Linked DNA regions of Homo sapiens: region 1 is linked to region 2. The links are chromatin loops, found by intact Hi-C in ENCODE. Cell type or tissue: natural killer cell. All regions are shown on one strand. Links, peaks and the distances in the headings refer to the core of each region. The heading gives the core; the rest is flanking DNA. Region 1 has its middle 32 kb from the start of IRF4. Region 2 has its middle 81 kb from the start of IRF4.

Region 1 (16,235 bases), core at 6,507-9,006, 52 kb before region 2:
GATAAAGAAAGGAAAATTTCACTAGCACCTCTATCTAGGGTCTCAGGTTCTCATCTGACAAAGTACACAAAGGCCTTACAACCCCATGTGTCCATAGATAGAAGAATAAAAAAAGACAGTCTGTAAGAGAGGAAATCAAAAGCTGTTCATGGTAGTAGAAAGGATTACCAATGGGTACCACAAAAAGTCAAGACTCATATAAATAATTAAAAACAAGGCATTTACACTAATTTGTATAAATGTTTCTCTCCCAAGCTAAGGTATTTACTAAGGAAATCAATTTGGTGGTGGGTCTAAAGAACTTTATTTAACTCTGTGTCAAATCCAATCTCTGCTTGAATGCTGCTTAATTAATTCCCTGAATAACATTTCAAAAACATGGTAAGATTAACATCTTCCATGGGCTGAGAAAGGCTTAGAGAATTAGGCTGAAGAGTGTTTTGTCAATCTTGCAATGACTTACAGGCATTTGAAAAGTGAACTTCTCTAAAAGAAATTTATTTTAAATATAGCCAGTCTAATTTATTTCAAAGTGATGTAAACCAATAAGCCAAAATAAAAACACCAGAGTCACTATATCCAAGAGCCAATTTATACAAATAATTTTCTCCTATTTAAATTTGGAAATGAAGGAAAAAAGAAAAAACTCTTACCCTCCCCTCTCAACTGAGCACTAAAAATAGAGATGTGAAGAGCTGACGTTGGTAAGAAACCTTACCCTTTTCTGCTGGTTTCTTTCAGATCTCTCAGAGCTCCATCCATTGGCCCTAGTGTGAGCAAAGTGTGCCTTTGTGGTTGTCAAATTGAAGGAAAGAAAATATGATTTATTTTCTCAATCCTCATATTTTCTTACCTGAGACACTTTCCTGAAAAAAAAAAGATTAACAAGAGAAAAGCCAGAAGAAGTTTATTGATGAATATTGTACCCATCACCTAGAAGAAGGCCTCAGTTCAAATGTATTTCTCTCCCAGGGCAGAGTAGATGAGGAATCTTTCTTAAGTAGTATTTTAACAAAAAACAATAAATCTTAGCATAGAGACAAAGCAAAGGAGGGGGCAGTTCCAGTCTTTTAAAAACTGGGAAAATGTGGGAAGATAGTAAACCTTGTTCCCAGATTGTTCTGGTGCTTGCTGATGCCTTCTCTGGGCCAATTTCTAGTAAGGAAGGATTTATGTCCTGACATCAGGCAAATAGAGGTGGGGCAGAGTGTTTCCTTGCATTTTCAGTGTGTTTAACTTAATAATCCTCAATATTTTTGGAAGAAGTATTTTGGTTTCCTTCATAACGAAATAGAAATAATGGACAAATAAACAATCTTTCTTCTTCTTGGGGCTCCATTTGCTCAACAAATACAGGTGGACTCAAGTCAGTATACATGCATAGGCAAGTTTTTCTTCAAATAATATATCAACTGGTTATATCTAAAAGGGTATTCCAAAGGGTTTTGAGCCCTTGAGATTGCTCTGAAGTAATTTTATGTATCTCTAAGGTACCAGTGTTTATTCTCGTAAACTGTTCTGTAACTGCAGCACAAGTTTGGCTGTATTGGATTTGATTTCCTAAAAACAATGATCACCTGACAAACACGCTTGTTGCAGTGTGCCACCAGTACTCCCCTAGGCCAGAAAGACACGTTGGGTCCTGTCTCATCTCTCTGCAAAGGAGCTCTGGACAGGCTATACCTAAATTAACACAGGCAGACATATATTCTCTGTTTCAGTGTAGCATTATGAATTATATGGTGTTTGAAGGCAACCCGGCCTTTTCAGTGACCCCTCCTCCTGCCACACTGGTAGTGTGTTGGCAAAATGTCTGTCCTTAGGGAGTCCTCAAAGACTCCTTCCTTCTCTTCCCTCTGCCCTCTGCCTCTGCTCCCCTGGCTAGTCTGCGCCCACAGGTCTTGGCTGTGGCACACTCCCCTTCTGCAGGCATTGCTTCCCTTATTCCACCCTCTGTTTGGGTCTCCAAAGTGTGATATTTGTCTTGAGAAACACTTTGCCCCACTATGTCATTCCCCTTTCCTTACTCTCCAAGCAGCTGGGTCACTGGTGCTCAGGACTCAAACTGGCTGGGAATGTGAGAAAAGCTCCTTTTCCCTCCTGGCCTCCTACTTGAGACTAAAGCAAAATGCTGAGGGTTGAGGAAGGGAGAGCGAGTGCTCGCTGAGAAAGGAAGAAATGAGTGTTTAGACTTCAGCCACTCCCTGATAAAGGGGAACGATCTTCTGCCTCCTGGGAAAAACTTTGATGAGACAGCAAACTTGAGAAAAGTTTGTGGGAAGGAGCAGTGAGAACCGCAGGTTACGAAGGGGCCAGGTGGGCAGGACTGAAGGATAACTCCATGGTAACCGGCGTGGATCGATGACTATGGGGCCAAAGAGTGGGCATGCCTGGGTGTGTCTGAGCAGAAACTGCATTGAGGACAAGATCCCCTGCCCACCAGCACAGGCTCTGGCTCTGTGGGAGCTATGCCAAACTTAGCCCCAGTTCAAGGGAAGGAGAGGGAGGAGAGGGAGGAGAGGGAGGAGAGGGATCCAAAGTGAACTGAACTTGAATTTGCATCACCCTAGTGGAATATGAGCTTAAAATTAACAATTATATTGTTAAAGAAAATATGAACTACATGTCTTAAAAACTTTGGCTCTGGACTTAGATTTCTACGCACCATGTCCGCAGCATAACACTGCCCATTCTTTATTGTAATTGTCTGTTTATTAATTTGTCTTCTGTACTATAAATTCCTTGAGGAAGGGAACTGTGCTTTCCAGTAAACACCCAGTACTGGTGCAGCACCTGGCTTATAGTCAGCACCATCGAATCCTCAGGAAATGACACAGTTGGCGAACCTAGATGTCTACCATGTCCAACAGTGTCCAATAGGATGCTGGCCAAGTGATGAGCCACCTATGGCATGAAATGCTATAGAACCACTTACAAATTGTGCAGTATACAAGTATTTCATGGCATGGGGAAATGGTTGTTACTTTGTAAAGTAAAAAGAAACAGGTTTCAAAACAATGTGATATCTTTTTAAAATTTCATGGAGCTCATACATAGAATTTTTTAAAAAGAACATTCAACAGTGTAAATTATACCCCTGAGATGTGGGGTCATGGAAATTTTTTATTTTCTTGTGTGCTTTTTTGTACTTTTCAAAGTTTCTCCTGAGACCACATATTTTGTTACTAGAAAGGGAGAAAAGCACAAATGTAATCTTTCTAAGTTGATACGTCCCTTTATATTTTTTGGTGGGCTTCCAGTTTCTCAAGCTGCCTTGTGGGGTCCCCAGAGCTCTGGGGGTGGGACCAGCTCTGAGGTGAAGGGACCAGGGGCTCAGGGTCTCAGGGCCCATCTCCCAGTCCTGCCTCCATTAATTTCTTTTCCTACCATTTCCCCTTGATATGCTTTCCCCCACCTCATCTTTCCCAAGATGCTTCTTTGTCCTCTGAGCTATGACACTGAGGATGAACGCTCTCTCAGCTTTCTGGCTGCAGCTGCCTCCATGCAGGGACCCCCAGCCTGTGAACTTCCCTCTGGCACCCCCACTCCCCCATGCGGAAACTCCCTCGGCCACCCGTTCTCATCCCCAACCCAAGCGGGACCTCCCTCCCCCACCAGCACCCCCATGCGGGACCTCTCTCCCCCACCAGCACCCCCATGTGGGACCTCCAACCCCCACCAGCAACCCATGCGGGACCTCCATCCCCCACCAGCACCCCCATGCGGGACCTCCCTCCCCCACCAGCACCCCCATGCGGGACCTCCATCCCCCACCAGCACCCCCATGCGGGACCTCCCTCCCCCACCAGCACCCCCATGCGGGACCTCCCTCCCCCACCAGCACCCCCATGCGGGACCTCCATCCCCCACCAGCACCCCCATGCGGGACCTCCCTCCCCCACCAGCACCCCCATGCGGGACCTCCCTCCCCCACCAGCACCCCAATGTGTGACCTCCATCCCCCACTAGCACCCCAATATGGGATTTCCCTTCCCTCCCCCACTAGCACCCCCAACTCAGGACCTCCCTTCCCCCCTCCCACCCCCATGTGGGGATCTCCCTCCATCCCTAGCACCCCCATTGTGGGATCTCCTTTCCTCACCTCCAACCCCCATGTGAGAACCTCCCTCTCACTCTCACCCCCATTCTGGGACCCTCCTGAGTCTCTGCCCTTCCTCAGTCATCACAGTCTCTGTACAGCTAGGGACTGACTCTTTGCCTTTGGCCCTGCTGTTTCCCCTCACGCTAATGTCAGCATTTGGGGTTGCCTGGAAACAGGAAGGATAAGAACATTGATTCTTCTTTTTTATTTGTGGAAAATATGCATAACATAAAATTTACCATCTTAACCATGTTTAGGTATACAGTTCAGTGGCATTAAGTAATTCACATTGCTGTGCAGCCATATCCAGCATCTGTCTGCAGGACTTTCTCATCTTCCCAAATTGAAACCCTGTCTCCATCCCACACTATCTCCCCATTCCCTGGCCCCTTTGCCCCCAGCCCCCACCATTCTACTTTCTATCTCTATGAAACTGACTACTCTGGATACCTTGTATGCGTGGAATCCTGCAGTATTTGTCCTTCTGTGTCTGGCTTATTTCACTGAGCTTGATGTCCTCCAGGTTCGTTCATGTTGCAGCACGTGTCAGAATTTCCTTTCTTTCTAAGGCTAAATCATATTCCATTGCATGGGTGGACCATATTTTGTTCATTTATCTGTCCTGAACACTTGAGTTGCTTCCGTGTTTTAGCTACTGTGAATAACGCTGTTGTGGACATGGGTGGACAAATGGGTCTTCAAGACCCTGCTTTCAATTCTTTCATGTGTATACCCAGAAGTGGAACTGCTGGAGCGATGAAAATTCTATAATTAATATTTTAAAGGTACCACTGTACTGTTTACCACAGTGGCTGCATCATTTTACATTCCCACCAGCAATGCACAAGGATTCCAGTTTCCCCACATCCTCACCAACACTTGTTATTTTCTGAAGAACATTGATTTTTTTAAAAAGGATTCATTCCACAAACATCTTCTGAAGACTCCCCATGTTCCTGACCCTCCCTGCTTTCCAGGGATAGCCAGCTGTAATCGCACAGCTTCTGTGTGGGTGCAGGAGGCCAGCAAGCACTGAGACAGACGCTACGGGCAGGGCATTTCCGAGAAGGAAATATTTTCATTCTCCATTTTTAAGGTGAGAAACTGAGGCCCAGGAGTGTAAAGCCAGTACCCTAATATACAACTACTAAAAGAGGAAGCCAGGATTCAAATCCAGGCCTTTGTGGTTTCATAGCCTTATCTCTTAATTCTGATGCCAGCCTGCCTTCCCTTCCACCATTGACGTACCAAGAGTCAGAGAGGTGGCACGGTGTACCTGTATCCACACCACTGGTGAGCAGCCCTCCAGCATCACACCCAGACTTTCTAAGATGCTTGGTATCCCACAGATGGGAGCCAATTTCTTTAGGTGGGGAAAGAGAATGGGAGCAGAGAGAACAGCCTGTTCCACAAAGAAAGGAGAAGAACCAAGAGTTTGGGATTAAGCATAAAGGTCTAATTAACATTTATTAGGTGCTAAGTGCACTGCCATGTGTCAACTCCTGTAATCCTTGAAGTAATCCTGGGAGACAGGCATTTCATTTCTCACCTTACAGATGGGGGCACAGAGCACAGGGAGGATCTTGAGAGGGTCCCATGGTCAGCAAGTGTTGGTGAAAGGATATCATCCTGGCTGGTCCTACCCAGGTGCTCCATCTTCATCCTATAAAACTCTCTGTGCTTTAGTTTCTTCTATGAAACAGGACACCTATTTCATAGGGTAGTTGTCGGGATTAGTGATAAAGTGCTAAGAGTAATAGCTGGGGCACAGTTAATCCTATGTAAATATTGGCGAATTGTCTTAGTCTGTTGCCTGTTGCTATAATGGAATACCATAGAGTGGGTAATTTACAAAGAAAAGTATGTATTATTATGATTCTGGAGGCTGGGAAGTCCAAGAGCATGGCACTGGTACCTGGTAAGGACCTCCTTGCTGCATCATAACGTCGCATGGCTGAGGGTGTCGCATGGCCAGAGGGCATGGGCACGCCAGCTCAGGTTTCTCTTCCTCTCCTTAGGAAGCCACCAGTCCCATCATGGGGGCCGCACCCTCATGACCTTATCTAATCCTCATTACCTCCCAAAGGCCCTACCTCCAAATATCATCAGCAAATCAATGTGGGGGTTAAGTTTTCAACACATGAAATTTGGGGGACACATTTAAAGCACAGCAGCTATTACTAACTTGGTATTCATTAGAAGCTCCTTTGAGAGTAGGGCAGTACCTTCTTACCTCAGTGTTTCCTAAATTTTAGTCCTATTTACACTGCCTTCAAACTTTTGATTATTTATTTAAACATTATTTAATTTAAAAATATGACTATTATGCATTTAGTATCTGTTATCTATTTAAAACATTACTTCTTAAAATACTTTTAAAAGTATTGCTATTTTCTTAAAACTGTTGGTTTTAAACATTTTTCTTTAGACGAAGTCTTACTCTGTCACCCAGGCTGGAGTGCCATGGCACCATCTTGGGTCACTGCAACCTCTGCCTCCTGGGTTCAAGCAATTCTCCTGCCTCAGCCTCCCAAGTAGCTGGGACTATAGGCATGTGCCACCACACCTGGCTAATATTTGTTATTTTAGTAGAAATGGGGTCTCACTATGTTGGCCAGGCTGGTCTCAAACTCCTGACCTCAGGTGATCTGCTCATCTCAGCCTCCCAAAGTGCTAGGATTACAGGCATGAGCCATTGTGCCTGGCCTAAAGTTAAATATCTACTTTAGCACCATGTTGAGCAATAAAACGTGTAAAAGCCACAAGTTTGATGGGCCAATGATATATCTATTTTCCAACATCTTTTTTAAATAATTAATAAGAATTAAAATGCCTTTAGATGCATCTGAAGTCCTCTGGATTCCGAAACCCGTGGCAGGTGTAGTACTACTCCTTAGAGAGACACCAAATTCCCATCTGTCTCCCATGGTGCCTAGCATCTGCTTTTGGGGCCTCATGCTTATCAGATGAACAGAAAATTTAATCAATTAAGAATTAATTACTTGATTGATTATTGACTTCAGGGGAGATCTTCATTTTTACCCTGTAACTTTAATCAGTAGGTCAAGTTATAGACTGGAAGGAGGGGTTTCCTCTTTCTCTGACCAACCGTTTTCTCTGATCGGCCATAAATCTCCAACAAGCAAATCTCTCTGAAACCTGGTGACTGGATGCTTTCCTACAATTTCACAGCTTTGTTGGAAAATTCTGCCTTCCTTCTGGATAAGGAACATAAAGTCCTTGTCCATGGTCAGTCTCATAGATTGATTTACATTTTTTCCATGTTGCTGAAACATGACTCTTCTCTGTAAATGATTACATGTTGGAGTCTTTTCCTGGCAAAAAAAAAAAGAGCCAAGAAATGCAAACAACTGAAGCTGAGACACTCACTTCAGAGGTGCCTGAACATTTTAGTCATCCCCGTGGCTATGTTTGCTTGGGTGACCTCGCACCGGAGCTTACTCACCACCGTGTGATTTTGTGACCACATAACTTTTGCTCAATGTTTTAAAGGTTCATGAAACAACCAAGAGGCCTGCTTTCCCTCATGTTCATAAGCAATGGCAAAACAAAATTCAGGGTTTTTTTTTTTTTTTTTTTTTTTTTTTTGACATTTAGGACCCAGGTCATGATACAAAACATTGAACTTTAAAAGATGTTTAGGTTGAAAATTTTAAAAATAGATTTTAACCGTCTAAAGGAGAGAATAAGCAGAATGAGAGATGGAGTGACGTCCCCTCTCAGCGTGAGCTGCCTGGCCACATGCAGCCAACCTGGACCTGGCCGGCTGGTCACTTTGTTCTTAGTCTCCTCTGTGCTGGGAGGCTGTCCCTCCCCTTCTACCTGGTTCCTTCCACCTGGAATCAGGCGCTAGTTCATGTCTCCCCTCACCAGTGACCACAGCCAGAAGAGGAAGGTGAGTGGAGGGGCCATGGGGCTTCCATGGGCTTGTGGCCTGCCTGCCTGGACGGAGTCCCTGCTCTCCCACTGCTCTGTTCAAGACACTCTGGGTGAGGAGCAGGGAGCCCTTGTGCCTCTTACTCTTGATCCCAGACTTTCTTCAGCCTCCAAAGAGAGACCATGTGTGGCACAGGATGCCACCTCCTCTGTAGGATGGAGGCAGGGAGCCCTCACAAAGTCCCTTTGGAGCGCAGAAGAAAAACTCAGCTATGGAACAAGGTAGAGAATGGAAGCACGTTAGTGCTAGCAGAGTCTGCCTGAGACCTGGGTAGGTCCCCAACATTTGGGACGGCTGTTTTTGTCCTGGAGTTTGAAGGAGAAACCCCTGAAAGATGGGTGTGGCCGCGGGGAAAGAGGTGGGGTGTGGGCGGAGGGGGCCTCAGGGCAAGGCTTGGGGTGCGGCGGGGGCTGCAGAGGCTCCCAGTGCCGTGAGACGCGTGGCCGCGGGGCCCGTGCTGGCTGGGACCACCTCCAGGAGCCCGTGGGTGCCCGGGAAGAGGGCAGGAGGTGCTGGGCCCTGCTGGGGAAGAGGATCGGTAAGGACTTGCAGGTGACTTTGCTCGCCTGTCCTGAACAGGGCACAGGGAAGGCTTCCCAGGGCCGTCTCCTTGTGGCCTGGCTCCTGCGGGCCCCGAGCCAGCCCTTCCCGGCCAGCCCAGCACAACAGCCCCGCCAGTCCGAACCAATGGAGAACTGCTTCGCGATGGGAAGCCGACACCAGCAGCGAAAGCACAACTTCCGGCCAGGGGAAAAGCACACCTCCAACCATGCGGCGCTAGGCCTCGGCTCTCCAGTCCGCAAGGTCCTTTCCAGGCCGCCGCGGGCGCTGCTGAGCTCTGGACCGGACTGTCCCGCCCTCCCCGCCGAGGAAGCCCCCCGCCGGGCCTTCCCGCCCTCCCCGCCGACGGAGCCCCCCGCCGGGCCTTCCCGCCCTCCCCGCCGACGGAGCCCCCCGCCGGGCCTTCCCGCCCTCCCCGCCGACGGAGCCCCCCGCCGGGCCTTCCCGCCCTCCCCGCCGACGGAGCCCCCCGCCGGGCCTTCCCGCCCTCCCCGCCGACGGAGCCCCCCGCGGGGCCTTCCCGCCCTCCCCGCCGACGGAGCCCCCCGCCGGGCCTTCCCGCCCTCCCCGCCGACGGAGCCCCCCGCCGGGCCTTCCCGCCCTCCCCGCCGACGGAGCCCCCCGCCGGGCCTTCCCGCCCTCCCCGCCGACGGAGCCCCCCGCGGGGCCTTCCCGCCCTCCCCGCCGACGGAGCCCCCCGCCGGGCCTTCCCGCCCTCCCCGCCGACGGAGCCCCCCGCCGGGCCTTCCCGCCCTCCCCGCCGACGGAGCCCCCCGCCGGGCCTTCCTTTCTGCGTTACCCTTCCCGTGCTGGGCCTGGCGCCTGGGTGTCAGGGCCTCCTCCTGGGACAGAGGAAGGGGCCAGGCTCCCTCTGCAGACAGCTCTGGGGCCTACTCCGCGTTTCCAACCAGCACCGCAGGAAACCTGCGCACCCAAAGGCGAAAAGCGGGCACAGCAGGGCAGAAGGGAGCCGTGGCCAGGGAGGAGGAATGCAGAGACCTGCAGAAGAACCAAAGCTAGCTGCAGAGAAACTGGAGCAGGGATCTGGGGGTCCCAAGGCAGCGGTCCTGGGCAGAACCCCGCTGAGGCTTGTTAGGAAACAAGTGAAACTGTCAAAACCTGAGACTCCCTGGTGTGCCTCCGCCAGGCAGCTCCAGAGCTCCAAGTATTGTGTCTGGAATTTGAGTTCCTGCTCTCACTGACTTCAAGAATGAAGCCACAGGCCCTCACGGTGAGTGTTACAGTTCTTAACGTCAGCATGTCCAGAGTCTGTTGCTTCTGATGTATCGGATGCATTCGGTTTCTTCCTTGTGGTGGGTTTGTGGTCTCACTGGCTCAAGAGTGAAGCTGCAGACCTTTAGTGCGAGTGTTGCAACTCTTAAAGCTGCACTTCAGGAGTTGTTCGATCCCTCTCAGTAGGGTTATTGTCTCATTGGCTTCAGAAATGAAGCTGCAGACCTTCAAGATAAGTGTTACAGTTAATAAAACCAGTGTGGACCCATAAGAGTGAGCAGTAAGCAAGATTTATTGCAAAGAGAAAAAGAACAAAGGTTCCACAATGCAGAACGTGACCCGAAGGAGTTGTCGCCGCTGACTCAGGCAGCCTGCTTTTATTCTCTTATCTGGCCCCACCCACATCCTGCTGATTGGTAGAGCTGAATGGTCTGTTTTGACAGGGCGCTGATTGGTGCGTTTACAACCCCCAAGCTAGACATAAAAGTTCTCCAAGGCCCCACCAGAGCAGCTAGATACAGAGTGCCGATTGGTGTATTTACAATCCCTGAGCTAGACGTAAAGGTTCTCCAAGGCCCCACCAGATTAGCTAGATACGGTGTCCACACAAAGGTTCTCTAAGGCCCCACCAGAGTAACTAGATACAGAGTGTCGATTGGTGCATTCACAAACCCCGAGCTAGACACAGGGTGCTGACTGATGTGTTTACAAACCTTGAGCTAGATACAGAGTGTCGATTGGTGCATTCACAAACCCTGAGCTAGACACAGGGTGCGGACTGGTGTGTTTACAAACCTTGAGCTAGATACAGAGTGCCGATTGGTGTGTTTACAATCCCTTAGCTAGACATAAAGGTTCTCCACGTCCCCACTAGACTCAGGAGCCCAGCTGGCTTCACCCAGTGGATCCCGCACCGGGGCTGCAGGCGGAGCTGCTTGCCAATCCCGCGCTGTGAGCCGGCACTCCTCAGCCCCTGGGTGGTCGATGGGACTGGGCGCCGTGGAGCACGGGGCGGCGCTCATCGGGGAAGCTCGGGCCGCACTGGAGCCCACGGAGAGGGTGGGAGACTCAGGCATGGCGGGCTGCAGATCCCGAGCCCTGTCCCGCGGGAAGGCAGCTAAGGCCCGGCGAGAAATCGAGTGCAGCGCCGGTGGTTTGTCACTGCTGGGGGACCCAGTACACCCTCCGCAGCCGCTGGCCCGGGTGCTAAGCCCCTCATTGCCCGGGGCCTGCAGGGCCGGCCTGATGCTCCGAGTGCGGGGCCCGCCAAGCCCACGCCCACCCGGAACTCGCGCTGGCCCGCAAGCGCCGCGCGCAGCCCGGGTTCCGCTGGCGCCTCTCCCTCCACACCTCCCTGTAAGCTGAGGGAGCCGGCTCCGGCCTTGACCAGCCCAGAAAGGGGCTCCCACAGTGCAGTGGTGGGCTGAAGGGCTCCTCAAGTGCCGCCAAAGTGGGAGCCCAGGCAGAGGAGGCGCCGAGAGCGAGTGAGGGCTGTGAGGACTGCCAGTATGCTGTCACGTCTCAGTGTCACGCAGACTACTTGCAGGCAGGAGAAAAAGAGGCTGCACAGCACGGCTTCCTGCCAGTCAAAGGCCTAGGAGCAGCCCTGGGCTCTGCACTCTGTGTGCGGATGCAAAGGCACAGGGGGAGGAATCTGGCCAAATGCAAGCGCCCCTCACTGGGCATCTCTGCCTCCTGCCCTGCTTCTGCCAAGGCAGGCCTGGGGTGGGGGGGCCAGGCCCCAGGGGCCAGAGCCAAGTGTCTGCTTCTCTGCTGTTTTTCAACAGAGCCACCATAAAAAATACATAAACTTCTAATGAATTATATTAGCAACAAAGGTAATCCATACTCCAACTACTCATTACTTCCTGATTTCTCAACTGCATTTACTAGCATCTCTTCTTTAGAGGCGGTTTGTGTGTATTGCCTCTGTGGGGTGAAGGGTGTGCTGAAGTGCAGACTTTTCCAGCCCTGCGTTCAGAGGCATCAGGCTGGGAGCTTGAAGCTGGTGGGAGTATTTACACCACAGGGATGGGCAGAGACTGCACATCAAGGCTTGCTCCACCCCCTCCTCCATGCGGCTTGCAAGCCATGCATCAGCACACCCTGGGTGGGTTTGATTTGCTCTTCTGCTCCCCATTCCTTCCACCTTTGGTCTTAGCAGCTTGGGGCTACTAGGGTGAGAAAGAAGGACAGCAGAGATGGAGAGGAACTGAGGTCTCTCCCTCTCTGGTAATATCATAATACAGCTTTTTCTTGGACAACTCTGGCTGGCAGAGGTATCCAAAGGCTGGCTCTCGTGAATGAGTCCTAGGTGAGGCAGGGGGAAAGTCCCCCAGGAGCGTGGTTTGTAGGGATGGAAGGAGAGCTCTTGGAAGTCCCATCCCTGCAGGCCCTGCCCAAGGCACTTTTCCGGGGGTGGGCCAGCTCAGGCAGGCCAGGCCACTTCTGTTGGGTCCACTCTTGCCTCCCCGCACCGGGGCTGCCCCACATCTGTCTGTGTCTGCCTTTCCTTCTCTCCAGGCATCTTTCCCCACTTCTCAGACATTGGGGCCAGGGAGATGAGAGTGCGTGCCTCTTGGGTGCAGCTGTCTGCAGGCTCTGTGTGTGTGTCTTGGAGCGCCCCTCCTTTGACTGTGGCAGGGAAAGAGCAGCCCACCACACTGGCCTTGGGAGGTGGGAAACCCACTGGGTTCTCTCCAGCCACGGACACTCCTTGCTGTGAGGGTGTCCGAGCCTCCCTGCTTCCCCCTCCCTGCACCAGGCATCTGCCTGGCCAAACCAAGAGACGCAGTGCTGACACTGGATCTGAGGAGTCTCATGCCATCATCTTCAGATTTCTTTCAAAACAGGCTTCTCCTTGCCTCTTTGCCTTGATTACGCATGGCAGGCGATTCTTGAGCAACAGCCATGGCTCTGCCATCCCAGCGCACCACATTTGAAGAAGGAGCAGCTGAGGGTTGGAGTGCAGGCGTGTTTGCTTCCATGAGGACTGCCTCTGCCTCCCGGGACAGTGGGGTGGAAAGAGCTGCATTTGTCCCAGTTGGAGAGGGGTGGCAGGACAGAGTCTCGGCTAGTGTGTGCAGGGTTTCCTCTGCAGAACCAGGATGCCCTGCTACAGGCTTAGCCAAGAAAAAAACAGGAAGCCCCTCCCACACTGCCCAACACACAGAAGGCGCTCAATAAACGGCAGCCATATTCAGCATGGGAGAAGGAGCACCAACGCACAGGGACGTGGCCACACATGTGCAGCTGCTCTCAGTGGGGAAGATGCCCAGCGGGCTCATGTGCATGTCTCTGCCCCCATCTTGGGGCAAGAGTTGTTTTTTAGGGACCACTTTGCTGCATAGCCAGGGTAAATGCCCACTGCCCTCATGCCCATGAATCACGAGTCCCTGGAAGCTGTGGGAGGTGAAAGCACCTTACTGCAGGCCCTGCAGGCCTGACAGGAGAGGGCCCAAGGAGACCTCAGTTGTCCAGACATGGCACCCGTGGAATCTCTAATGGGTCCAAGCAGCAGCACAGTCTCGAGCCCTCTACCTGCCGAGACACCTGCTGCACTGGTTAGGAAGTGGCTCGATGGGAGGCAGCGGCACGGCAGCCCTTCAAACATGCGTCCCCGCTCTCCTGCTCCTGCTGACCCTTCTTTTCTTGAAACCCAACATTTTCACTTCCTCAGGGGCAGGGAGGCGTGAATAAATAAAAATAAAATCTGAAAAAGTAAAAGGTAGCCCAAGCGGTAGGCTGCGTCCCCGTATCCCTTGGCCCTCTGCCAATATCCCACAGTTCCACTGGACCATCTCTACTGAGTTCGGGTGTCTCATCTCTTCATTATTTCTCTCATGCATGTTGCCCAGGCTTGAGAAGGATTTCTTTAATACCAGAGAAGTCATGTGGAAATGAGACCCCAGTCGAGTGGTATAACTGTGGGAGTGACGACCGTCTCCGGTCCTGTCCTTCATCCCAAGATGAGCAGACTCCATTGAGTGAGTCGTGGCACTGCAGGAGAGAAGCAAGCGCCGCCTTCACTCCTGTGTCCTGCTCCTAAAATGTTGAACATCAAACAGAATTCTCCAGGCGCTAACTGAGCAGAGCACACAGGGAGGCAACCACCTTGCTTTTTCTAGAGACTGGCTTCCACCAAGGCAGCTGAAAAAATGGGCAGAGTACTGTATAAACAGAGGGTGCCTGCTCTGGAAGCTGTGAGGCTGGAACCCGAAGGGAAATGTTGCAATGGGTACAATTGTTACCCTGCATGTTTATGCCAATGATGTTATTGTCTTCATTTAGTCATCTTAAATTCAACCGTTAAGTCATTATTAGTAATTCTAATTTCTTGTTTAATTTCCATGCAAGGTACGACTTCCCTGTAAAATGCACAGATAGAGGCAGTGTTCTATATTTAGTGAGAGAGATATTATCTACAAATTACAGGGAAACAATTACATCAAGGTCCTCCATTGATGAAATAAACCACAAGAAAGAAATGAAGAGTAAGAGAGGAACACTGTGCTAAAAATGGTTAAGAACCAAAGCCAGTTGACTCTCCTCCATCTGATGATCCCTTTACCTCCACAAGTCTCCCCAGTGAATGAGAAGCATGGCCTTTGTGCCCTTCAGGATTAAGGGAACAGCACTAGCATCATAGCAGTTTCCTCTAGACCCTGAGAAAGCCATTGTCTTCTCTGCTGGACAGTGATGTCTCCAAACCACAAACCACCAGGGTAACTGGCTGTGTTCTTAGGAGAGACAAGAAGCAGGGCACAATGTCTCTTTGGGTGCCTAAAACCAGGCATCCAGAGAGAGCTTCCTGCCTTATACCCGGTCCAGTCTTTCACATTCTTTAAGAGGGAAACTCAGGTAGCATGCGGGAAAGGGACCTGCCCAGGGCTGGATGGCTGATGGAGCAGAGACTGCCCAGGTCCTCAGCGTCCCTGACATGTTCTTCCCTTTCAGAATAGGAAACTCTCTCTAAGTTTCTCCTAGCAGTTGGTGTCCCATAGAAACTTGATACAGCCTGCAGATGAGAACCCTTCTGGGAATTTCTTAGTAGCCACATTCAAAAAGAGTACAACGTAACAGTTGGAATTAATTTTAGTAATCTATTATAGTAATCTAATATTATTACTAATTTTAGTAATCTATTTTATATAATCTAATAGTATCCTTTCAACATGTATGTACTCAATCAAAGCAATGATTAATGAGATAGTTAGTGTTCTTTTTGGCACTAACCCCAGTGTGCATTTCATATTTCCTGCATGTCTCGGTGCAGACCAGCCCCCCTCAAATTTTCAATGGTCACATGTGGCCAGTGGCTATGGTGTTCAACTGTGAAGATGAGGACATACCTCTGGTCAGGAAGCACAGCCTGGGCTCCGATGCTGGTGCTGCTCCTGCTTACGGATGTGACTTTAGACATCGTCCTATCCTGCTGGAACCCAGGCTTCCTCAAGTCAAAAATGAGGGTACAAATACCTACTCCACTAACCTGTGAGGCCTACATAATCCCATAGAGTCCAAGATCCCCAGGAGGCATCTTTCTTGGTGCCTGGCACACAGAGGTATGCTGAACCCTATTGCTATTATTAAGAGTTGTGCCATTCATTGGGTAAAATTCTTTCTAGGGGTTCTAGGAAATACATCCTTTCTCAGATTTTCATCGGGGTAATTCAGGACCACATTCTGGTAGAGATCATCAGTTGTGAGTAACACAATTTGATGTTTGAAAAAACATGTATTGAAAACCTCCTGGGTAGCAGACATTGGGCTTGGATATGGGAGCTTGATGTTTAAAAAGACATGGTTCCTGGTGGTGAGGGAGACAGCATTTGGGAACTCCCTGTACTTTCTGCATAATTTTTCTGTGCGCCTAAAACTATTCTGAAAAATAGAGCCTATATATATTTTGAAAAGATGTGGTCCATCATTAGCCTGACTGTACCTTTGTACAAATTAGACAGAGGCACCTCTTTCTGAAACCAATTTTATTGCCAACAATCAGAAAGTTGTGCTAATAAATGTATATGTATTACATATATGTATATATTTATAAATACACATACAGCGACCACAATGTGAATGATGCTTCGGAATTGTGCAGCATAAAACCTTCACAACAGTGCACAGCAACCCTCTTTACCATCAGTCAACTGGAGGAAGCAGACACACAGTCTAACTGCTAGACTAACAGGCAGGATGAAACAGGTCCAATAACAGTGGGAAAAATGAGAAGGCAGAGGATAAAGAAGGAAATCAGCCCGGGAAGAAAAGTATATGGAAGAGGTGAAGAAAGAAAGGGGGGACTGAGGCGAATGGGGTGAAAGGCAGTGGTGGGTGTCACACTCCCGCTCTGCCACGTTTTGTTATTACTGCTTCCTG
Region 2 (16,235 bases), core at 9,700-12,199:
AAGTCCACGCCCTGCAACCCAATGCAGCCACTAAAATGAATGTCTTCATATTTTTAATAAGGCAAGATGATCATATTTTAAAGGTGGTTGCTACATGTTATGTATTATTAATTCGTTAACATCCATTTAATATGTAAGCACAGAAGAGTCCGGAAGGCTAACAGTAAAATGTTAATAGTGGTTGTCTCTAGGTAGTAGGACCATAAATTTTTTTTTTTTTGGCTTACCTTTATTTCAGCATTTTCTTCAACATTTACCAAAACGACTTGGGTTATGAAAAATTATTTGAAGGACTGATCAAAAGGTCCAAAAGCCTCATGAGATAAGATCTGAAACGTGGGTATGACCTGGCAATTTGGAAGCCACTGGTCATCTTAGTGAGGAGACTTTCCTTAGTGAGCCAGAAGGTGGAATACGGGGGATTCCGAAGCCAGTGGTAGGTGGTGACTGAGTGTGGGAGGTGTCTAATCTTTTTTATTTTTATTTTATTTTTTATTTTGTTATTTTTGAGATGGAGTTTTGCTCTTGTTGCCCAGTCTAGAGTGCAGTGGTGCGACCTCAGCTCACTGCAACCTCTGCCTCCCGGGTTCAAGTGATTCTCCTGCCTCAGCCTCCGTAGTAGCTGGGATTACAGGTGTGCACCACCATGCCCAGCTAATTTTTTATATTTTTAGTAGAGACAGGGTTTCACCATGTTGGCCAAGGCTGGTCATGAACTCCTGACCTCAGGAAATCCACCTGCCTTAGCCTCCCAAAGTGCTGGGATTACAGGCATGAGCCACCGCACCTCGCCTCTAATCCTTTTTAAAACAAACTGAGCAGAGAGTGGGCTAAACTCATCAGCGGCTGGGGTGGTCAAGCTGCCCCAATGCTTGTGCACCCCTAAAGCTGGGGTCGGAGGTTGGGAGGTGTCTGAGAATAAAGAAGATGAAGATTCAGCTGTGGCCTGAAGACAGAGGTGAAGGCTGCCATGGACACTGTGGGGGGGGGGGGGGTGGCGGGGCAGGAAGCAGGCAGGGACAGGGTTGGCCTGGACTTAAACATCCAGCTGGAAGCTGATGGGATCCAGGAATCCCAGGCAACATCTCACCAGGAATCCATCCGATGGTACCCATAAACTCGGAGAATTCAGCAATGGTTTAAAAAGGTGGCTGTTTGCAGAGGTGAGAGAAGGTCCTGTGGAAACACAGGACACAGCATGGGGGGAGCTGCAGGCTGCAGAGGTCCTCCCACCCGAGGGCCTGGAGGAGGAAAATCAAGGGCAGACTCCCCTCCAGTGCAGAGGGTGACTGAAAGGACAGGTGGCCTTCCAACCAGTGGCACATCTGCTCCCGCCACCTGCCCCATCCTCTTTCTCCTTTCTCCTGCCAGGTTCCTGTCGTTCACAGGCATCCAGGAGCCAGAATGCTGGGTGCTGGTTTGCCAAGGCAGAGGTCAGAGCAGGGACGCCTCGGGGCACAGATGGAACATCCAGCTCCCGGAGCCCGGTTTAGGATTGGGGACTGAAAACCGGGGCTGGTGATCTGGTATTGATGAGACCCAGGAATTTTGATCTTATATTGCTTGGTGAGTCTTCAAAGACATTCGAAAGGCAAGGACTAGGGTAGAAAACATGACAGTAACCTGTGGACATCTACGTCTCGTATCCTCTGAAGGAAGGAAATGAGGCAAGCTTGGCAGTTTATGGTAGAAGAGAGAGGAGGGTTTCTGTGTTATGAACTGCACGAGTTGGCTGAGCTCAGTCTATCACGTGTGTGGTGGGCACATGGCCAGACTCCATGTGCCCTGGACTTGAGTGTGGTCTTCAGTGTGGGGGCATGGGGCTGAGCCAGGCTGAAGGAATGTGGGCAGGAGGACCGTGTCCTGGCCTGGCCCTCCCCAGAGAAGTCCTGCCGTGCAAGCCTCAGGTTTCCCATTTCCAGCTGAGGACTGGGTGGAGAGCGCGCCACAGGCCAGCTCATCCTGGAGCCCCGGGAGGCGGGAGCTGCTGTTGAAAGGGGAGCCTTCCAGGAACAACCTGACCAGGAACACCACACCACGCTGGACTTCCATGGGAGCAGGTTATAAGCTTGTATTGTGTCAAAGTCACCACGATTTTTATGTTGATAGAACAGCTGGACTTCCTTTAGAATGTTATTCTTCCTGGGTCAGGTGAAGGGGACAGTGAGGAAAGGGCTGGATCCAGGAAGCCCTGTTGGAAAGCATGGGTAGGACAGGGGGCTGGCCAGGGAGGGAGGTGCAGGATGGAGGCGAAATAATTCAAGAAGGTTTCAGGGTGAGTGGGGGATCTTTGAAGGAGAACGCAACTCATGGCAACAGGAAAATGAGTGAAATGAATCTGAGGCTGAAGAGCTTGGCTTTGTCATTCGAGGCCACCGCTTTCTGGCTGTCCATGGAGGTAGCAGGCGGCATTTGCAGATGAGACCGGAGGAGGTTAATTTGGTCTAACCTGCGTTCACTTGCTTCCTGACAACGAGTTCACCAAGGCACAAACGGTTCTCTGAGTCACAGGGACATGCCTCCCTGTGGTCAGGGGATGGTGGGAAGGAATCAGAATGGCACTCGAGCCTGCGCCGGCAGTCGGGGGACCCGCGAGACACGGTGCGGCCACATGCTGGCTCTGGACCAGCCATTCGTTTCTGACTAGCAGGACACTTCACGTGTAGGAGGCATGCAATAATAGTTGTTGGAAAAAATGGATGAAGAAAGGAGTTAGAAATGAATCTGTTTCCTCAGAGGTTTTTTGAGTTTTTCCCTCTGGTAAAATTCTGACTCAGGGCACAAGGCTGTCTATAAGTGGGAAACGCACGTCACCTGTCCTCGAGTCCGGAGATCCATCCTCACCCCAGTCCCATTTGGAGACTCAAACCAGGGACAGCAAAGAAGAATGAGGGGCTCTGGGTGGGCTTAGTCGCACAGCTGACAGTGGCGAATGGGAACACGGGCAGAGTCTTTTTGGCGAGATTCCTGGAGCTAACTGGAGACCAGACCGGCCAGTGTGCAGCTCTGACGGCCGCTCCAACCGCCTCCCTGCCCTCATGCCTGCTCCAGACCTTCCGTGGCAAGGGCAAGAGCTGTTTGGGTGTTACTGGAACTTCTAACAGGTCTGGAAAATGGCCCTCAGGTTTCTCCCCAACTATTTATTTTGAAATAATTTCAGACATAGAGAAGAGTTGCAAAGTTAGTGCAGAGAGGGTCCATATACCCCTTCATCTAGTTTCCCCAATGTTAATGTTTTATAGAAACAGTACAATTAGGAAAATGATGACATCAGTACCACTAAAATAGATTTTTATTCAGATCTGAATGAAATTAAAATAGAAGTGATTCTTGTGCCATCGGGAAGGAGCCAGGCATTATCACAGTGGCCGGCAAGAGTGCGTCGGGCACCGCACCTTCCTTGGGGACCACGGCGACTTTCAGCCCTGAAGCTCCAGCTGCAGCTAAGCAGGATGGAGGGAGAAGCGGAGGGACTTGGTCCGCCACACGAAGTGGAACTTACAGCCATTCGGGAAGGGATAGTGCAGGCGCAGGGAGTGCCCACCACACACCTCCGTCCCCACCCCTCGCTCAGGTCCCCGCCCTGAGGGTGAAAGTGCCAGCACACCAGTTCTATTGTGGCTTATTGTGGGAAGAGACCAGCTACCTGATACAGAGAGAGATAATGGTTGTGGGACACTTTACAGTTTACAAACTTTTTCACAAAATGACTAATGGGTGTCCAGAATCCGAGCTTGGTAACCGCAGGTTAGTGACAGAGCTGAGAGGAGCCTTGGGATGCCTGGGTTCTGCTCCACTCGCAGAGGGGAGGACAGCAGCTTCTGTTTGTCCTACCCGGCCGGTGGATGTTGCGACTCCAATCTCCAAGGCACCCTGCTCCTGTGGTAGAACTCACTTCTGAATAAACAGAAATGTGATGGCCTGCTCTTCACGGTGCCTTTTCCATGAAGAGTATTAGGTAGCTGTAACCCCAGCACTTTGGGAGGCCGAGGGGGGAGGATCACCTGAGGTCAGGAGTTCGAGACCAGCCTGGCCAACAGGGTGAAACCTCATCTATTAAAAATACAAAAATTAGCTGGGTGTGGTGGCGCATGCCTGTAATCCCAGCTACTCAGGAGGCTGAGGCAGGAGAATCACTTGAACCCAGGAGGCGGAGGTTGCAGTGAGCGGAGATCGCACCACTGCACTCCAGCCTGGGTGACAGAGTGAGACTGTCTCAAAAAAAAAAAAAAAAAAAGTATCAGGTAGGAGGCAAGGAAATTGGAGGCTTTACATCAGCTCAGCTGGAACAGACCCATCCAAAGAGGAGAATTTTTGTTTTGAGCCAAAAAGGAGGGCTTAGGAAGCTCCTGGTTTTAGAATGTGGAATGTTAGTTTCTTACGTTGACCTAGAGCCACGTGCTCGGAGACACTGACTTGGAGAGTTTTATAAATTCTGCAATGCTTAGGAAGTCCGAATGCCTAATGACTTTCACGTCACTTGTTGTTTTTTGTGTGTTCTTTAAATGACTATCTTCATGTTTTAAAATATCCAAAATTAAGTTTCATTTGCGAGCTGAATTATCAAAGATATTGCCTACTTTTATAAAGCATTTATGGGATTTTCTTACAAATGAAAGGGTGTTGAGGGTTCCCGAAATGAAGTGTAGCAGGATCTCATTCTGACCTGGCCTTGGTGAAGCCTGCAGGGAGAGTCTCTGTGTTTCTCTCTCTGTCTGTCTCTGTCTCTCTCTGTCTCTCTCTGTCTCTCTCTGTCTCTGTCTCTCTGTCTCTCTCTGTCTCTGTCTCTGTCTCTCTCTGTCTCTGTCTCTGTCTCTCTCTGTCTCTGTCTCTCTCTGTCTCTGTCTCTGTCTCTCTGTCTCTCTGTCTGTCTCTCTCTGTCTCTGTCTCTCTCTGTCTCTGTCTCTCTGTCTCTGTCTCTGTGTCTCTCTCTCTCCCTCCTCTCCGTCTCCCTCCTCTCCGTCTCCCTCCTCTCCGTCTCCGTCTCCCTCCTCTCCGTCTCCCTCCTCTCCGTCTCCCTCCTCTCCGTCTCCGTCTCCCTCCTCTCCGTCTCCGTCTCCCTCCTCTCCGTCTCCGTCTCCCTCCTCTCCGTCTCCGTCTCCCTCCTCTCCGTCTCCCTCCTCTCCGTCCCCCTCCTCTCTCCCCCTCCTCTCCCTGTCTCTGTCTCTCTCTCTGTCTCTGTCTCTCTCTGTCTCTGTCTCTCTCTGTCTCTGTCTCTGTCTCTCTGTCTGTCTGTCTCTCTCTGTCTCTGTCTCTCTCTGTCTCTGTCTCTCTCTCTGTCTGTGTCTCTCTCTCTCCCTCCTCTCCGTCTCCCTCCTCTCCGTCTCCGTCTCCCTCCTCTCCGTCTCCCTCCTCTCCGTCTCCCTCCTCTCCGTCTCCCTCCTCTCCGTCTCCCTCCTCTCTCCCCCTCCTCTCTCTGTCTCTGTGTCTCTCTCTTCCTCCTCTTTCTGCCTCCGCCCCTCCCTCTTTCTGTCGTGCGAAGGTCACAACATGGCCTCTGCAGAGGCTTCTCTCATAGGATCTGCCAGTGGTACATGGAAAATCTGGGGCCCAGAAGAGCAGTTTCATTGTGGACCCCCTTGTCAATAAGGGGATATGCTTCCCAGGGACACCTGAAACCATGGAGAGTCCTAAATCCAGTCGCTGTCAATCAGGACACGTGTCTGTTCGTTTTCCACCCATACATTTAATGCCTTCTCCTTCTTAACTGAGCACTATCAGGCCCTGTGGCCATAACTTTTGCAGTTTGAGATGTGATAGTAAAACGAGCGCAAATTTCCTTTTCCCTCATCACATTTTCATGAATAGACTTATTTTTACTGTAGATCTTAGCAAGTTCAGCTTACAATTGTTTTTTCTTTCTGTTTTGTTTTGAGACAGGGTCTGGCTCTGTCGCCCAGGCTGGAGTGTGATGGATCAGTTAAGGCTCCTTGCAGCCTTGACCTGTGGGGCTCAATCATCCTCCAGCCTCACCCCCCCGTACTTGGGATTACAGGCATACCACCATGCCTGGCTACATTTTGTATTTCTTGTAGAGACAGGGTTTTGCTGTGTTGCCCAGACTGGTCTCAAACTCCTGGGCTCGAGTGATCTGCCCACCTCAGCCTCCAAAACTGCTGGGATTCCAGGCGTGAGACACCGCACCTGGCAGCTTTTATTTTCTTAGGAACGTTCACCGTTTCACGTAAAGAAAGCCCTCGATGGCTCCTCTCTGGCAATCTGAATTGCCGGCATCACCGCTCCTGCACCTTGGTGCCATTTTCAAGGAAAATACGGGTTCTTTGAACACACGCACGGCCACCTGGAGAGTCGGCCTCATAAGGGACAGGGTTCCTCAGTGGCTGAGGGACAGGCAGCACCTCCATCGTGGATCCCCTGGGCAAAGCGATGAATCACGTCCCCATGCAAGATTGCATCACACTACTCAGAGCTGTGCACCTTTTAAAACCCAGGAATTATGTATTTCTAGAATTTTCCACTTAATAGATTCGGACCACGGTTGAGTGCGGGTCGCTGAAACAGCGGAAAGTGAAAGCAGGGATAAGGGGGACTGCTGCAGATGCACTTCCTCTGGGTGTCAAGCAGCACACCTCTCCCCCTGCCCCGCCAGGGTGCGGAGGCTGGGCGGTGGCCCCCGTACCAAGGGTGGAGGGAGCGGCCAGGCCACCCTGCCTGTCCCTGTGGGGTGGCCTTCCACTGTTGAGGGTTTAACTGGACATAGTCCTGCACACAAAGACAGGGCAGGCGGTGCTTACTGAACCGTGATTTTTAACAGCGGCATCTTAGCCCGGGTGGGAGAGCCCCGGCGGGGCTCGAGGCTGCAGGTGGGGTTGCACACTCCCAGAGGCTGCCCCACCCCCAGCAATGGGGATGTCTGGGCTGCCAGTTCAGCAGTCGCTGCTTATAAAAAGGAAACTTTAGTGTATGGTATTTTCCTGAATAGTGAGGAAAAAACCCCTGATATCTTACAGTAGAAAATCTCTTCCTCACCTTAAAGAAATCCCTGGGGGTTGGGTGTGGGAGAGGGACATTCCCCTGCCCGATGCTTCCGTCAGCCTAGCCTGACAGATGCTTTGGTTATGTAGTTTCCAGTCATCGGCTGTGGCATTCTCTGCAACACCTCATTGTCCAGATGGTTTCCAGGCACACCTCTTAGCACCTCGCTCACTACCATGCGCTCAACAAGCCAGGCTTCACCTCTGCCCACCTGCCTCCACTTCCTCCTCTTCAGTGAGCTGAGCCGTCCCTGTCCCACCTGGGGATGTTTTTCCACCATCAGGAGCCCCGTCCTCGGTCCCATGCAGCAAGGCCCAGGCAGCGGGCTGGGTGGTAGAGAATCGCCCTGCTCTGTAAAATCTATACCCGAAGCCTGGTTGGAGACACTTGGTTGCAGCCTTGGCCTAAGACTTGATCGTGGAACTTAATAAAACAACTGAAGGTCCTTGCACAGGAAGAAATCAAACCGCCAAGTCCTAGTGTCAGGATTCGCTGTCTTCCAGGCTCAGTCTCCCGCATCACAGCTCGAAGCAGGAGTGCTGGGAGGCGACAAGCACGGGCTATGGTGCTGCTGTGCAGGCCCGACATCGGCAGGTGCTCAGACGTTCAGATGTAGTTCTCTAAAGCAATGGGATCCCACTGCTCTGGGGTTTGCAAATTGGTTCTGAGGGCATTGCTGAAAATTCAATAAACTCCCAGATGGAATGTTCTAACGTCCAGGCGGCAGAGCTCTCATCTACTCTGAGGATGTGTGATTCATCTACATAAATGTAATGCTGCCATCCTGCTGCAGAAGTCCAGCCCAAATGCCACCTTGTTTTGAGCCTATGTACATCTCCAGGCAGCTTTAAAAACAAGGCCATTGTCTCTCACAGGCCCAACACCATCCCCACACCTACCAAAACTAATTTCTAAATCTCATCCAATACCTGGACCATATTTAAGAGACCTCTGAATATCTTCAAGATGATGTCTGCACAGTTGGTTTACCAACTATTGCATATTAAAATAAATTACATCGAGGGCAGAATTCATTTGGATGTGTAAGTTTTTTGTGGTTTTTTTTTTTTTTAAGATGGAGTCTCTCTGTCGTCCAGGCTTGAGTGCAGTGGCTCAATCTCAGCTCACTACAACTTCTGCCTCCCAAGTTGAAGTGATTCTCCTGCCTCAGCCTCCCAAGTAGTTGGAATTACAGGCATGCACCACCACACCCAGCTAATTTTTGTATTTTTAGTAGAGACAGGGTTTCCCTATGTTGGTCATGCTGGTCTCGAACTCCTGATCTCAGATGATCCGCTCGCCTCGGCCTCCCAAAGTACTGGGATTACAGGCATGAGCCACCGCGTCCGGCTGGATGTGTAAGTTTTGATGTGAGTTTAAAACAAGTGTCTTTGAAAAAAAAAAAAAAAACCACTCCCTTTCTTTAGGGCAAGGCCCTGGCGTTTCTAGCCCATAGGTGGAGGGCATTTACTTAGCACTCTGGAGCAAGAAGCTGATCCCAGGATACCTTGCTTGAGAAGAGTGGCAGGAGCTGCGATATTTCCTGAGGTCACACACTGTCTTCATCCCCACGACCAGAGGCGTTTGCACTAGGACTTGGTACATCTTGGTTTCCTTGCCTTTCTGTCACGAGCTCTTTTGTGATTATAACTAACGAACTAAATGTCTGCTAGCCTCAGCTTTCTCCTTGGTAAAGTCCAGATGTGAAAATAGTCTGCTCACTTCACAGGAACTCAACAACGTTATACATGAAGGTTCTTGGAAAAGCACCACATTCTATGCCTATGAAAGGTGATGTCAGGGTTAGCAGGAACGGTTAAATATAGGCACACCTGTGCAGACATGCGGGGCGGGAGCTGAGGACATCATTGTGTATGATATCAGTTTTGTTATTGGCACAGCTGAATAATTACCTTGTTATATAACAGCACATAGACATCACACACCTGGTATCTCCGTGAATGCAGTATTTCTCCCATCAATGCTAGGTGGCATATGAAGATACAGGGGCAGCGGGTAGAGAAACTGCTGTGTAGGATTTCCTTCTGAAAACTCTAGGACACTGGTCAGTTAAATGGCTAAGTTTGTAGACATTTTCTAACCAGCAAACTGTGATGTATCCCTTTCCTTTTGCTTCTGGCCAGAGCCTCTGTGCTCCCAGCTCCCTCTTGCAGCCCTGTCTTCTATGATCTGCCCTCAGCCCTGGTCCACTTCGTGGTTCTGTCCTAACTTCATCTCATATGATCTCATCCACCCTCTCCATGGCTTCAGTTAACATCTATAAGCCCACTGTGGTTTCTTGCTGTCCTCACAGCCATGGGGGTCTCTGAGTAGCACACCTGGCACGTCTAACTTCTTCACACCTAAGCAGAAGTCTCAGGGAGTTGGGGAAAATAAACTTATTCCAAACTTCTGTCAGTCTAGCTGTCTTTGGTTAAATGCTTCCCTCCTCTTTTGCGATAATAGATTTGCCCACGGCGAGCGAGGACAGGGCCAAGAACAGCCCTTTCGTTGCTTGGTGCTTGCACGTCTGCTTGGCGTGGAGCACGTGGGGGTACCCCTTCTGTTTCCCCGGAGAGCCTGTGCACCCCCTGAGAGCAGAACTACATGCGCTTCAGCTCCACAGCCTCCCAGGCCTAGGGCTCGCCCGTGCCCCAGGGCTGCTCTCAGTTCCCACTGTGGAGTCCCGCAGACTTGAGCACGTGCTTCTCCTATGTGAGGGCTACTCTGACAGTGGGCTCTCAGGAGAGTGCTGTGCATGAACAGTGCTACCTCCAGGCACGGTGGTGAGGGGGACGGGTGCTGAGCAAGACTCTGCGTTCCAATCTGAGCTGTGTCTACCTAGTTACATGACCTTGGGCATTATTTGACCTGTTTACTGCAGTTTCCTCCTGTGTAAAATGGGGATAGTTATGCAGATCTGAAAATGGTATCGTGAGAGTAGCTGCTAATCCCTGTAAATGCGGGACTGTCTGACAAACAGCCCAGGGGCACCATGACCGAGCCTGGGAAGCTCAGATGCCGAAGCTGTTAGCTGTGGCACGCAAGCCTTGTTGCACCTCGGACCACCCGGAGTCCGTGATAAGCGCAGACGCCTGGGTCCCTGCCCCACGCTGGCTGTTACTTGACTCTGAGTCCAGCAGGTCACTCCAATGCACTGTAAGGCTGCAGAGCCACCTCCTCAGACAAAATTAAGGGTTATCCGCTCCACACACACACAACTAAAAAGGGAAAAAGCCAGTCGCCAAGGCACTCTTCCCTCATCCTCTGCCTCCGCGAGTCTGGAGGAGTTAGCTGTGGGGAGCCTGGCTTTGCACAGGTGTGGGGCAGGGCGTGGGGCGCTGGGCTCCCGCGTGGCTGGGACACCATTTGTGTGTCGGCAAGCAGCAGCAGTTTTATTCTCACAGTGGCATTTTTCAAACGTCTGATCAGGAACCTACATTTTCAAAACCTGCTTGTCATTCAAAATGTCATCGTGGATAATTAATCCATCAGACTATACACACAATGGGATTTCATGTTGTGACTTGGTGTGTCAAACCTAGGATAATAAACCTGAAAACTGTATGTTAGTGTTCCCACTCAAAAGAATTGTGTTCTTTTCTGATGAGGATGTGTGTAAGCTGTGTGTGAGTGACTGACAGGACTCGGGGCTGGGGGAGGGCTGGCTCGGTGCTGCTTCCTGTGTGGTCAGGATCACAGCGAGTGAGAAGTGAAGACACCAGAGGCTTTCTCTCTGGACGCCTGCGCTTCCCGCCCATCCTCCAGCTGAGGTACCGGTCCTCACGCTGCTGTGTTCAGGAACTGTTTTATCATAGAAATATCTGAATTTTCAAAAGTGGGTATATGTTTCCTTGCTTCCCTCTGCATTCCTAATGTTTCTTCTGTATCTCCTTTTTCTCCTTTGATAGGATGTGACTGGGAAAAAGAAACACAGGACCACAGGAACGTCTGTGACCCATGCTTTCTCTAAAGAAGGCATCAGGGCTTCAATATTTAGAGGGGAAAAAATGGGCAGGAGAGGAAAGAAAAAAGGGGAGGATACGGTCACCTTCTCGCGAAGCTCTGATGAGGGCTCCGTAAATCCATATGCTGCCATGGAAAGAACGGGGCAGACGGACGGTCACCTATGCGTTCCTCTCCTGCTCAGCGAGCATGCTTTTGACAGGAGGAAGAGCAAATGGGGCAGTCACGCACGCATTTGTCTCGGGTGAGGGAGAAATGACGTCCAGTCCTGCCTTTGTCCTGTGCCTGTGAAGATAAGCTGTGAATTCACATTGTCAGGGTGAAATTCAACAGAACATTGTTTTAGGGTAAAGATCTTGGGGCCCACAGGGAGGTACCTTGTGAGAAAACTGAGGGAGGCCGCCTAGGGAGGTATGTGGCCTTCTATCTATCTACTTAGGAACAAAGCAGGAGGCAGTTAACCCAAGGTTAACTTTTCCCAATGGCTTAGTGAGTTTGGGGCCCCAAGATTTTGATTTTCTGTTTACATGTTCTCAAAGAACCAGCTATTGGCCTTATTGATTTGACTATCTCCGTTGCATCTTGTGTTCTATTTTGTGTTTATTAGCTCTTTCCCTCTACTTTCTTTGAGCTCATTCTTTTGAGTTTCATGCATAGCTCATGTTCAGTCTCTTTTCCTCTCTAACACAGGCACTTAAAGTCTACATTTACCTTGAAGTGTTTCTTCAGCTGCAAGCCACATTTTGATATAAAATTTTTCATTACTGTTCAGATATCAGTTTCTCTAATGTTTGTTAATAATTTCTTTTTTGACCTATGTGGTATTCAGAAGTCTGTTTTAAAACTTCCAAATGTTAGCCAGGCATGGCTTACACCTGTAATCCAGCCACTTTGGGAGGCTGAGGCAGGAGGATCGCTTGAAGCCAAGAGTTCAAGACCAGTCTGGGCAACATAGTGAGACTCTATTTCTACAAAAAATAAATTTCCAAATACATGCAGGGTTTTAAAAGTTATCTTCTTGTTACTAATGTCTAATATAATTTTACTGTGGTCAGATAATTTGATACTAATTTTTTATTTCTTCAGACTTGTTTGTGGCTAGAATGTGGTCAGTCTTCTAACTAAAGTCAGAAGGTTATACAAATTTCTGCCAGATTAAGCTTGCTAATGGTGCTTTTCAAATTTTCTATACATTTGATAATTATTTTGACTGCTTAATCCATCAATATTGAGAAAAATGTGTTAAAAATCTACTAGTATGTTTATGGATTGCAAATCCCAAACCCTATAACTAAAAAATTATATAGGTAAAACTAAAAAATTATATCTATTGAAGTTATTAATATATTATTATTTACTTTTTTTTTTGAGACAGTTTTGCTCTTTTTGCCCAAGCTGGGGTGCAATGGCGTGATCTCGGCTCACTGCAACCTCTGCCTCCTGGGTTCAAGTGATTCTCCTGCCTCAGTCTCCCAAGTAGCTGGGACTACAGGCGCCTGTCACCATGCCTGGCTAATTCTTCTGTTTTTAATAGAGACGGGGTTTCAGCATGTTGGCCAGGCTGGTCTCGAACTCCTAACCTCAGGGGATCCTTCTGCCTTGGTCTCCCAAAGTGCTGGGATTACGGGTGTGAGCCACCTTGCCCGGCCTGAAGTTATTAATATTATTAAATGTACCTAAGTTTAGAAATCGTTTTATCTTCCTGGCAAATTATTACTTTCATCATTACACAATAGCCTTAATATATTCCTAAATAACATTTTGCCATCAAGTATATTTTGTGTGATATCAACTTAGCACCACTAGCTTTCTTTTCATGAATATTTCCCTAGCAAACATTTTTTTTGGGGTGGGAGTGGGGTAGGGCTGGCATTCTTTTGCTTTCAACCTTTGAGTCCTTTTATTTAGGACCCAGAAATAGCACATATTTAGAAATACCACATAGATGAATTTTTTTGGGGGGGGCTGGGATCTAATCTGAGGATCTATTTCATCTGAAAACATTAGTTCATTGATGTTACTGTGCTAATCCATTAGAAAATATTTTTACCCCTTAGTTTGGATTTTCTATTCACTTTCCTTTTTGTGTGCTTCACCAATCCCCTTCCATGTTAGTTACTCCTACTGATTTTTTAATTCCTCACCAACATACACTGCTATGAAAGTTTTCTATTCTACATCTATTCTTTTTTAAAAATTAAAACACAATTTTTCATTTTAAAAGAATTTCAGACATAAAAATGTTTTAAAAATAGAATGAAGAATTCCCATATTCCTTGTCCTCTCCCAGCTTCTCCAAGTATTAATATCTCAAATAGCCACAACACAATGATCAAAAGCAGGAAATTAACATTGATATACTATTGTGAGCTAATTTACAGATCTTACGAAAATTTCACCGGTTGGCTCACTGACGTCCTTTTTCTGGTTCAAGATCCAATCCAGGACCACACATTGCATTTAATTGTCACGTCTCCAATCTGGGGTAGTTCCTCAAGTCTCTGTCTTCTGTGACCTTGATAATTCTGAAGAGTATTGGTTGGGTATTTTGTAGAATGTGCCTCAATTGTGTTTAATGTTTTTTGGGATTAAATTCAAGTTATGAGCATCCTTTCTCTGGTATTTTTTGCCAAAAATGTAAGTTAACACTGCTTGTTCTAGAAGAGTGAAATATCAGCAAACCAGAGATGTCTCGGTTCCAATCTGCTTTTTCCTCCAGATATTACGCTCACCACATCCTGTCCTCCTATTCAAACTTCCTAATTCGTGGGCAGGAGGAGACTTAGATCCAGGAGTCCTGACAGCTTCAAGAGGTAGTCCTAGACCGTGATGGCCACGGGCCAACAGCAGACCCCATGACGGCTGTTGGGTGCAGCAGAGTGTGCCGACTCTCCAGAACTGGTCTGGAGAGCATCTAATTAACATTATGTCCAGCACAACCTACAAGGAACAGGGGGATTCTTTACACCCTTTGAAGTGTAGGGTTTTAGTGTCGTGCTTCCTCCTGAACCTTAAAAGCATATTCTCAACAGTCACTTTAAGAATCCAAGTAACTTTAAGAAAGAAACCTGATTTAAAGACAGCTAAGGGGTAAATCAAGGATGGGCCCTCATGGCAGTCTTACCAGAACTTATTTGCATCAGGAAACAATTTGGCTTGCTGAGTGTCTGATTAAGTCTTAAAAATAATGCAGATGGCCGGGCGTGGTGGCTCACGCCTGTAATCCCAGCACTTTGGGAGGCCGAGGCGGGTGGATCACGAGGTCAGGAGTTCGAGACCAGCCTGGACAACATGGTGAAACCCCGTCTCTACTAAAAATAGAAAAATTAGCCGGGCATGGTAGCACATGCCTGCAATCCCAGCTACTTGGGAGGCTGAGGCAGGAGAATCGCTTGAACTCAGGAAGCAGAGGTTGCAGTGAGCCAAAGTTGTGCCACTGCACTCCAGCCTGAGTGACAGAGCAAGGCTTTGTCTAAAAAAAAAAAAAGGCAAAAAAAGCAGACAACTCATATGGGGAAATAGACCCACAGAACAAGGACAATGATTATCCAAAGACCTCAGGAGAAAGTCAAACAGATAACAAGCTTGGGACCTCTAACTTGTGGTTTGCAGAGTCTGAAACTCCTGTTTGATGCAGAACAACACTGCTTCTGTGAGTTGTGTCTACGCCCATGGTATCTATTCCTCAAGTATTAAAACAATGCAAAATTAATTGATGTTACAGATTGTGAAAATAAATAGTTGGAGAAGTGATCATAGCCTTTAAGGGTTCATGTACTCATGCTCAGCATATTTACTAAGCAATGGCGAGAACAGGCTTATTTTAGAAAATTCCACTATTACTCCTCTTCTGCTTCTACAAGCACCAATTTAGAGCACTTCGTGTATCATTTAAGTCCAGCCACCCTTATTACACGCAAGGAAACAGATACAGCCAAAGGCCATGTGACTTTGCCAGCACTGCGCAGAGCTGATGACAACTGAAAGGAGAAACCAGCCCATTGTCTTTTGATCTCATTTTCTCTATTGCTTATGCATTTTTCTATTTCCTTGACTTCTGCCCTTTCCTTTATGATTTCTGTCATTCTACTAACTTGGGATTGGGGTTGAATTTGTTATTTGTTAATATCTTAAGATGGAACCTTAGATCACTGAATGTAGATCTGTTTTCTAACGTAAGCATGAAGTTTTACAAATCTTTTCCTGTAAGCACCCTATAGCTGTATCCCTCAAATTTTGATATGTTTTAACTTTTCATTCAATTCAAATATTTTCTAATTTCTGTGGTGTTTTCCTCTTTGATTCCTGGGGTATTTGGAAGTGCACTTTTTAACTTCCAAATATTTAGGGCTTTTCTTGATATTTTATTGTTATTGATTTTCAGTTTAATTCCACTGTGGGCAGAGAACTGCATAATTTGAAAATTTTAATTTTCTTTGAGATTTGTTTCATGACACAGCATATCAATCATTATTCAGATCTTCTATGTCTTTGATGATTTTCTTCATCTAGTTCTATCAGCTGCTAAGAGGAGCTTAAAACTTCCAATCTGAGAATGATACTGCCCATTTTTCCTTTAATCCTGTCAGTTTTGTCTTACGTATTTTAATGATCTTCATGCTTTGTTACTAGATACATACATGATTGTTATATCTTTGAGTGACCATTTTATACTTATGAAAAGTCCTTCTGTTATGATGTTTTTATCTTAAAATCTCCATTACCTTATATTGATATGGCAACTCCAGCCTTCTTTATGCTTACTATTTGCATAGTGTATTTTTTTCCCATCCGGTTCCTTTCAACCTATCTGCGCCATTTTAAAATATAAAGTTTCATCTCTTATATACAGCATATAGTTGGGCCATGCTTCTTTATTCCTTCTGACAACCTCTGCCTTTTAATTGAAATGCTGAATCCATTAATGTTTAATGAAATTATTGCTATGGTTGTGTCTGGACATATCATTGTGTTATTTTCTATCTGTTCTCTGTTCTTCCTTTTATGCCTTTTTAAAATTACACGACTATTTTAAAAATGCAATTATACTTTTCTTACTGGCTTTTTAGCTATACGCCTCTACATTATTGTTTCAGTGATTGTTCTGGGGACTACAACATATATCCTTAACTTTTCACAGTCCCTTTACATGTAATATATTACCACTTCATGTGAAATGTAGAAATCTTGCACCAATATAGGTCCATTCCCCCCCCCCTTATTTTACATCTATATAGGCTATAAACCCACAGGACAATGCTATACTACTTTAT

The links. A loop is a pair of places that touch in the nucleus more often than their neighbours do. Peaks named below come from ENCODE experiments on the same cell type or tissue, not always from the same donor. Only the 100,000 strongest peaks of a DNase experiment are listed, where the experiment ranks them.
Region 1: it touches region 2 in a loop (2.1-fold over the local background); 4 of 110 quality-filtered maps call a loop at or near these places.

What each region holds. Positions count from the first base shown.
Region 1 is chr6:415,386-431,620 of GRCh38, forward strand. No RefSeq gene overlaps it. Among named protein-coding and RNA genes, the nearest start is that of IRF4, 32 kb to the left of the region's middle. In natural killer cell, for the core only: no CTCF peak of the experiment used is centred there; a DNase peak (open chromatin) is centred at 7,546.
Region 2 is chr6:464,301-480,535 of GRCh38, forward strand. No RefSeq gene overlaps it. Among named protein-coding and RNA genes, the nearest start is that of IRF4, 81 kb to the left of the region's middle. RefSeq lists silencers at 6,672-6,771, 14,455-14,655 and an enhancer at 6,932-7,091. In natural killer cell, for the core only: no CTCF peak of the experiment used is centred there; a DNase peak (open chromatin) is centred at 10,681; H3K4me3 peaks cover 354 bases; H3K27ac peaks cover 1,710 bases.